Regions from separate parts of the Homo sapiens genome. Here region 1 is linked to region 2. A link is an interaction called in ENCODE POLR2A ChIA-PET data of the cell type or tissue named here. Cell type or tissue: OCI-LY7. All regions are shown on one strand. Links, peaks and the distances in the headings refer to the core of each region. The heading gives the core; the rest is flanking DNA.

Region 1 (4,396 bases), core at 129-4,128, 270 kb before region 2:
TCTTTTTTTTCGTTTTGGACCGGTTTTATCATGCTACTAAGCGTTCTTTGGATTGCCTCTCCCCAGGACACTTAGTGTGGGCCCTGATTTATACCAATAAATATTAACCCCAGCATTACAAAATAAGATAAATCTGGCGCACATACAGAATTCATCTGTGAACTCCGCTAGCAAATATAAGTGATATTTTGATTACATGTGGGTTATGTGTGGGTTCTGTATTGAGGCTTGATTTTTGACTGAGTTTTATTGATGTTCAGCTTAATTGATGACATTTTATTTATGATTTGAGTGGAAATTTCCTCTCCAGTTAATATCAGATTTTCTTCTTATTTTTGGATTTGGGAAGTTCTCTTGACATTTCTAGGATGATAGTTATCAGAATAAATTGTCTTGTCTTGAAAATCCATTAGTTATGTATGCAAAAGAAAAATCGACATTTTTATATAAACCTAAGTTCCTCGTATTTTTCTCATAGAAAAGAAGGGGGCTGGGAAAAGAATGACAAAGCTGTGCACATACATGCATTTGGTGGAACTCACTGTCATTGTTATCTACAGTAAAAAGCAGAAAACTGGAAGCAAGAGGTGGCTTATGATGTCCATGTTTTGGTGAAAGCAAAATTAAGATGTACTGACTAATGGTAAAATGGGAAGAAGCAGCCCTGGCTATAATCAGACCACTGTGAGATAAAGAATTACCAGAAAAGCAACCAAGATTACATAGTTCAAATACATACATCCCAAGTTTAAACATGACTTACATGACATTGTATTCTTAAGATATATGTAAAAATGTTTAAAATCAGTGACAGTCTCATGTGGCAGTCCATTACTGGGTTATTGTAATTTTTACAAATTTTACCTGTAAAATTTGGAATCTTAACATTTGGCATTATGTTCACTTGATTGTGATAAATGGTCTGTTTTACCAAATGTAAACTAAGGTTAGAAAAGCTGTTTATAAAACTTTTTTCTTTCAGCCACTTAAGCCCCAATTTGGGGGACCAAATAAATACCTACTCTTAGAACTGCAAGCAATTTATATAGCAAACTTTGTGCTAAGTTACAAGTTGAGTTTTGGGTTTTTTTTAATCACTTACATTTAGTTTATCAGTAGGAGTGTATTTAATAGTTGATCTTTAACTCTAAAAAATATACTTTTTGTTGTAATACACTGGTGGAGAAGCTTTCCACTTTTAAAAATCCTAACACAGGTTTAGAAACTCTTGGCAGTCATACTTGGCTGAATTGTAAGCAGTGAGTTCTAGGAGAGGATTGTTTGTCTGGTAGAAGGGAGTAAGTGATTTTAATACATCTTTTTTTTTAAAAAAAGGTATTTGTCTCACGAAATATTTTCTCAAGTAATTCTTTCCCCTCCATAATTTTTGCCCGCAGTTACTGAATTCTTCATTTCAGCCCTCTGAAGTCAAAAGGAATTTACTTTTGTATCTTTAGTACGTTTAAAGAAGATATCTAAAGTTCTTTAACATTTTGATAGGAAATAGGGAGCTGAGATTTCTAAATAGTTTTGCTTGGTTTTAGTTTTTTGATCTAACGTTATGAACACTGAAGCTTCATATTTTCATGGTTTCTTTTGATAATTTGGAATACTTTCTGCCAGGTTGAGTAGTTGAATTCTTGAGATCAATAGATTATTTCTGTAAGAAGGTTTTGAACATGAATCGCTTAAAGTTGGCCTATTATAAAATTAGGATGAGACAGTTATAATCAAATGACAAAGTGCAGAAAAATAAAATTGTTTTTGTAATGCCCTTCAACTTGAGTCTAAATGGGAGTACTAGCGATAACTTGCAACTCATTTGTTAAAGAAAGGGTGTTGCCAGTGGATGAACTCCTAGCTTTAGGGGAGTCTTATTTTAAAAATGATTTTGTGTGCTTTAAAGGAATGAAAAAATATCTTATCAGTTTAAGCAGTTTGGATTTAGAAATCTTCCCTTTTTTCACCTCCCTAATCTTGGCTTTAAAAGGAATCCATATTCTTCAGTTTAATAAATTTATCTTTTTGTTGTTTTGTATGAGAAAAATATTAAATTTTCTTTTCTTTCTTTTTCTTTTCTTTTCTTTTTTTTTTTGAGACAGTCTCGCTCTGTCACTCAGGCTGGAGTGCAGTGGTGCGATCTTGGCTCACTGCAACCTCTGCCTCCCAGGTTCAAGCGATTCTCCTGCCTCAGTCTCTTGAGTAGCTGGGATTACAGGCGTGTGCCACCATGCCCGGCTAAGTTTTGTATTTTTAGTGGAGACGGGGTTTCACCATGTTGGTCAGGCTGGTCTTGAACTCCTGACCTCGTGATCCGCCCACCTTGGCCTCCCAAAGGGTTGGGATTACAGACGTGAGCCACCATGCCAGGCCTAAAATTAAATTTTCTAATGTGACTGCAAATAGTACTCAATTAAATATGTTTAAACTTAGTGTTATTATTTTTATAGATCATTTAAGTAAAATGGTTTTAATTTGTGAAAACTTCAGCCTCTGGTGAAAATTCAGTTAGTTAGCTCTCTTACAGTAACTATAATACTGTCTTGACTCTTTGTGAAGGAAGTTACATTCAGCTCATTTGGTTCTGAAGAAAACAGTAGGGAAATAGGTTATAGAGATTTTTGCTGTTCTAGAAACAGTATAACTAGAATGTACTACATAATTTTCTCAAAGGATTTCTTAATCTAAATGGAACTTGTAAATGGTTTTTATCCCACTGGAATAGCATGTATTGGATAAAACTTGTTTAACACATTCTGAGATTTTATAATATTTTATGTTACCTCAAAGATATTAGGAAAAATCTGCAAATATCCATTCCTGAATAAAAGATGACAATATCCTCAATATTTTAAAGATTGTAGTATATACATATTTTCCTCAAAAGTTGAGAGTACTCAAATTTAAAAGCTAGCATAATTTACCCAGTTATTTTTGTGATGCAAGGAAAGAAGATATGTGGGACTTTTTAATCATGCATTTATTGGTTTTCTAAAAGAACTTCACAATTGTTTTTAATCTTGTTATGTGGACTTCTTTATTAGAAAAGATTATGTGGTAAATGTCAACTTTTTCTACTATAATAGAATCTAACTGGTTCTGTGACACATTTCTTTTTTATGATACGATTCTTTATTATTTAATTACAAAGTTTATAAAAAATTTCACCACTATTTTGTCTCCTTAGATTTTAGTACTTAGATTTTAGCAGCATATTTTTCTTTTTATCAGAAAAGAGAAATTATAAGCTACTAAAAAGAAGATGATTACTTTTACTTGGTAGGAAAACCTAACTTTAAGGATGGTATAACACAGTTTGAGTATGAGTTTATTTTTCATCTTAACAGGTTTATTTGTGAGTATGGCTTTTTTTCTCCCCGCTACTCCCCAAGACGGAGTCTCGCTCTGTCACCCAGGCTGGAGTGTAGCTGCACGATCTCGGCTCACTGAAGCCTCTGCTTCCCAGGTTCAAGCAATCCTCCTGCCTCAGCCTCCCGAGTAGCTGGGATTACAGATGTCCGCCACCACACTCAGCTAATTTTTGTATTTTTAGTAGAGATGGGGTTTCACCATGTTGACCAGCTGTTCTCGAACTGCTGACCTCGTGATCTGCCCGCCTTAGCCTCCCAAAGTGCTGGGATTACAGGTGTGAGCCACTGTGCCCGGCCTCAAGTACGGCTTCTTTATTATTAAACTCTGTTTATACAGGAGAGTTGTCCTGTTTTAAGCTTTAATTGCTTTGGGTGATGGGCAGATGATGTATTGCTATTAGGATAAGTCTTGCTATTTGTATAGGTGTGTATGTCAGATAACTGTTCAAAAACAACTTTTTTAAAGTATGGCTACTAAAATCTCACCTCTTGAGTTTTAAAGCAATTATGGAGTAGAATTTGAAATCAAAATAATCAAAATTGGCTTGTGGATATGCCTAAAACCAGTTTGGAAAAAAGGTCAAGGCAAAAAAGCAGTGTAATTAGAAGAATAAAATGCTTTCCCTTAAAAATAGTAGATGTGACCGGGCACGGTGGCTCACGCCTGTAATCCCAGCACTTTGGGAGGCCGAGGTGGGCAGATCACGAGGTCAGGAGTTCGAGACCAGCCTGGCCAACATGGTGAAACCCCATCTCTACTAAAAATACAAAAATTAGCCGGATGGGCCGGGCGCGGTGGCTCACGCCTGTAATCCCAGCACTTTGGGAGGCCGAGGCGGGCGGATCACGAGATCAGGAGATCGAGACCATCCCGGCTAAAACGGTGAAACCCCGTCTCTACTAAAAATACAAAAAATTAGCCGGGCGTAGTGGCGGGCGCCTGTAGTCCCAGCTACTTGGGAGGCTGAGGCAGGAGAATGGCGTGAACCCGGGAGGCGGAGCTTGCAGTGAGCCGAGATCCCGCC
Region 2 (4,396 bases), core at 201-4,200:
AGGAGTTTGAGACCAGACTGGGCAACGTGGCCAAACCCCATTTCTACAAAAAATACAAAAATTATCTGGGCGTCATGTGCCTGTAGTCCCAGCCACCCAGGAGGCTGAGTTGGGAGGATCACTTGAGCCTAGGAAGCAGAGGTTGCAGTGAGCTGAGATCATGCTACTGCACTCCAGTCTGGGTGACAGAGTGAGATTCTGTCTAAAAGCAAACAAGTGAACAAAGAAAACCAAAACTTATTGCTGTGTTCGACCTTGTTCATGAGATCAGCTTGCCAAACATAACCTTTCAGTCTAACAAAGTTAGGAGGCAGCTTCGTTGATACCTTCTTCTAAAAGGGCATTTTGTGAGGATTAACACTGTCACATGACATATTTTTATTAATTGTCCTCTATAAAGCAGAGCATACTTTCATTACCACATATTTTCCTATTAAAACACTTTTTAATATCCACTCAGAGCTGACGTTTAAAAAACTCCCTAGACTAAACTTTAAAAAAAATGCCCTCACCTTCTCCAAATTTCAGAGAAATGTTCATTTTTAAGCATCAGTCCACAAAATATTTGAGTGTGATCCATTCTCATTAGCAAGCCCCAGACAGTATAATACACTGCATAATGTACTACAACCCACAGACAGCTTCCTTTGATTTTCTATCTATATCAAATTATGTAAAAATAATCCAGAATTGGCTGGGTGCCGTGGCTCCTGCCTGTAATCCCACACTTTGGGAAGCCGAGGTGGACGGATCACCTGAGGTCAGGAGTTCGAGACCAGCCCAGCCAACACGGTGAAACCCCTGTCTCTACTAGAAATACAAACAATTAGCCGGGCGTGGTGGCCCACACCTGTAGTTCCAGCTACTCGGGAAGCTGAGGCAGGAGAATCGCTTGAACCCGGGAGGCGGAGGTTGCAGTGAGCTGAGATCTCGCCATTGCACTCCAGCCTGGGTGACAAGAGCGAAACTCCGTCTCAAAATGATAATAATAATAATCATCATCATCATCATCATCATCATCCAGAATCACTCTCAAAAATGTAGGTAGCCACAGTGACGGATACAAAAGGCTCCTGTGAACCCCGCGCTAAAAGTTCACCTGTTAGGCTCCGCTGCACTGAATTCTTTCAAGTCTACACAAACACTCATATGCCCAAGGGCACCTTTCTGGAGAGGAGCGTTCAAAGGATACTTACTCGCCAACGGTGCACGCGACGTCCCCACTCCCGGGACAGCAGTCACCCGGCTTCGTGCGCCGGAGTGGGGATCGCGGTTCCTGTCTGGGTCAGAAAACAGACCTGGCACCTCGTTACAGGGGTGGGGACCAATCGCGGCCCTGTCCCTGGCCGCCACAGCCAATGGGGATGCGTGGTGACGGGCCAATGGGCGTGTGGGCAGTGGAAGAAACAGTGTTACAAGTTGTCCGAAGGCGACAGAAAAGGGAGGAGAGAGAAGAGGGAGGGGCGGGGCTGACTCACCTCGCAGGGTCGCGAGGGGTCAGGGAGGGGACCCTCGCGTCAGTAATCAGCTCGGGGGCTCCACACAGCCTTCATGTGTCCTCAGAGGACTAAGTAGATGCCCTCCAGCTGGTTCCACTCACCTGGCACTGGGCCCCAGTTTTCTCATCTCTCAAATGGGGCAATGCCACCAGCTTACAGGGTTGTCCTGAGGGTTACGGAAAACCCCTTAGATAAAGGAATCAAAATACCAGGCTCGCTGCCTCAAGCGAAAACATGAGAAAACGGCATGAAGGAAATAAACGCATAAAAGGGAGAAAGGGAAATAGCATTTTAAATAAGGCAGGAAGAAATAGAGGATGGGGGGAGAAAATGGGGTGGAGAGAAGGGACCTTTAATAGCTCAGATTAAAATATCAAGAATAAGAGAGAAAAGGGGTTCACTCTGGGTAGTAGGAAGTAGGTATTCTTTCAGTTTGGAAAAAAAATTCATTTTTCCTTCCCAAATATAGATGTACTCTCGTTTAGGCTTCTTTTTGCTTGTATGCTTATATCCTGCAATATTTCGTGATGCTCATGATCCCACTATATCTGGTTGACACTGGTGGGGGTACTAGCGAGGCCCTACACATTTGGTAGCAGATGCAGGACAAAGCCCCTTGAAGTGCCCGGCTCAGGGCCAGTGCACGGTGCAAGAAGCATGGCTCCGCCCAGGCGCCCCCTTGCTGCCATCTGATGGGTGAGCTCCTTCACTCCTGAGGCAGGGGTGAAACAGGGGTCACAGGCTTAGCAGGCGTAGCAGGGGATTCTGGATTAGAATCCACCTCGCAGGGACTGAGAGGACTATCAACGAGCCGCTACGGAAAGCACGCAGTAGGGTACCTGGGAGGCTTAGACACTCATGAAGTTTGACGTCAGTGAGATGATGTCCCACATATAAAGAAACCGTCACATAAAAACAGAAAAACCTTCCAGTAAGGGTCAATTCTCATTCTCCCCTTCTAGCATTTTTTTTTTCCTGAGACAGGTTCTCGTTCTGTCGCCCAGGTTGGAGTGCACTGCAGCCTCGAATTCCCGGGCTCAAGCGATTCTCCTGCCTCAGCCTCCTGAGTAGCCGGGACTACAGCCCCGCACCACCACACCATGCTAATTTTTAATTTTTTTGTAGAGACAGGCCTTTCTAGGAAAATTTAAAATGTTCATTTCACTCCAAAATTCTGCTTGGGTCGCTGCCCCATTTCTGGCTGTCACGCAGCCCTTGACCTAGGGTCGCTCAGGGCTTTAAGGAAATTGTCACCACCCCACTCCACCCCCACTCCCTGACTTTTCTCTCCTGGGCCTGCCCACACCTCCCACCACCAACCTCCCACCACCAGCCCTACCTGCCGTGTTGCTGGGGACCTAGGGGTTTGTGAAGCTCTGTCTTGGGGAGCCTTATCCTCGCACCAAGATGACACAGAGTGGTTTGGAAACTGACCTCTGACCTGCCTCAACCTTTCATGTAGTCACCCCACCTCCCGCCCCAACCACTGCCACACACACAAGCAGATGTGCACCCAGAAAAAATGTAGTCCTGGGGGGAAAGTTACTAAGAAGCTTATTTACCTGCCACAGCCTGATTTCTTGATTGAAAAAGAGGATCTTGTCCACATCAATCTTCCCCATAGCTGCAAGGCAGAAGGCTCTGCCATGAACACTGGGGGCCTCCTGGTGGCCTCTCACTAGCTCTGGATATGAAGAGTTATCCCTGGTAACACCCACACACACCACCACCCTCTGACCTTGACCCCTTCCTCCCAGTAGCAAAACTTTTGCCCTAAAATACACTCCCTCCCCACCACAGGAACATAGATCCTGTCCAGAAATGCCCTCCCCCTACAATAACATAGATCCTTCTCTGAAATATTCCTCCAGCAACATAGATTCTGCCCTGAAATTCCTCCAGCACAGTGGCATAGATCCTGTCTTGAAATACTCCACCCCAGCAGAGATCCTGCCGGGAAATATTCTCCTTCTCTCCCAGTTGGAGAACATGCCCTCCTTGCAGATCCAGCTCAACACCCAGGAAGCCTTCCAAGATCCCTGCATTCATACCAACTCGGGATGGCCACCCCTTTTTGCGCCCCTTGGCCTAACTTTCTGGTAGAAGGAATAACCCTCTGAATTTATTCTCCTTGTTAGTGTCCATCCATTTCATGAAATAAAAGGCCGGGACTTCAGGCTGTATTATCTTTTTATCCCCCAATTAAAATGAGAGTGATGGATCCTATACTGAGACTTTACTGTGCTCAGCATCCTCAGGGACAACTCTGTGAAGAGTCTTCTCCCCAGGCTCAGAGAGGGCCAGGGACTTGCTCAAGATCTTCTCTCTGGTCCTCTGCACTCCATGCCCCCTTGGGGGGCATTTGGTCCCTTAAATATCAACTACCTTAGGACAGAGAGATATATGCAAGATTTTGTAACTTTTAGAACAAAAAACCCTCAGCTTTGAGCTGAGGTCTGCAGATGGTGGCTCCCAGGAAAGAATGAAAAAGGCAGAGACACAATGGAGGGATGCACTCTCTGACTGCAGTCAGGGGCTCCCAGCACTTCTGCCAAGATGAGCCTGAGACACAATCCTAGATAGGCTTTTGCTCACCGTGTCCTTTGCATGGGGCTAGACATTGGCTTCCAAGGGACCCTGCAGATACAGTAAACTCCTTTATGGGGAGCATTGCTGGGTCAGTATGGCTGGGCACTTCCTGCTATAGGAGGGCAGATGTATGACCCCATCAAGACATGTCCCAGGGTGAGAGTCCCCACCCTCCCCAGACCTCCATAGTGAAAATTCCCAAAGACTCATACTGTCATCACAACTCAGCAGCAACTTCCAAGGGACTGCTTTTGGAGTTTCTATTTTAAGGGTTTAATGTATAAGTGAAAGTGCTTCAAAATGTAGAA

What was found. ChIA-PET counts read pairs that join two places held together with the same protein. Peaks named below come from ENCODE experiments on the same cell type or tissue, not always from the same donor. Only the 100,000 strongest peaks of a DNase experiment are listed, where the experiment ranks them.
Region 1: POLR2A ChIA-PET joins it to region 2 with 5 read pairs; 1 of 35 experiments calls an interaction of 5 or more read pairs at or near these places.

Annotation. Positions count from the first base shown.
Region 1 is chr7:135,504,545-135,508,940 of GRCh38, reverse strand. The region is part of intron 1 of CNOT4 (CCR4-NOT transcription complex subunit 4); the gene reads left to right. Among named protein-coding and RNA genes, the nearest start is that of CNOT4, 3.4 kb to the left of the region's middle. In OCI-LY7, for the core only: no CTCF peak of the experiment used is centred there; no DNase peak of the experiment used is centred there; H3K4me3 peaks cover 1,686 bases; H3K27ac peaks cover 11 bases.
Region 2 is chr7:135,230,704-135,235,099 of GRCh38, reverse strand. STRA8 (stimulated by retinoic acid 8) reads right to left here and starts at 1,262. Exons shown (of 9, transcript NM_001394401.1): 1 at 1,197-1,262. In OCI-LY7, for the core only: a CTCF peak has its summit at 2,184 (motif pointing left); a DNase peak (open chromatin) is centred at 2,169.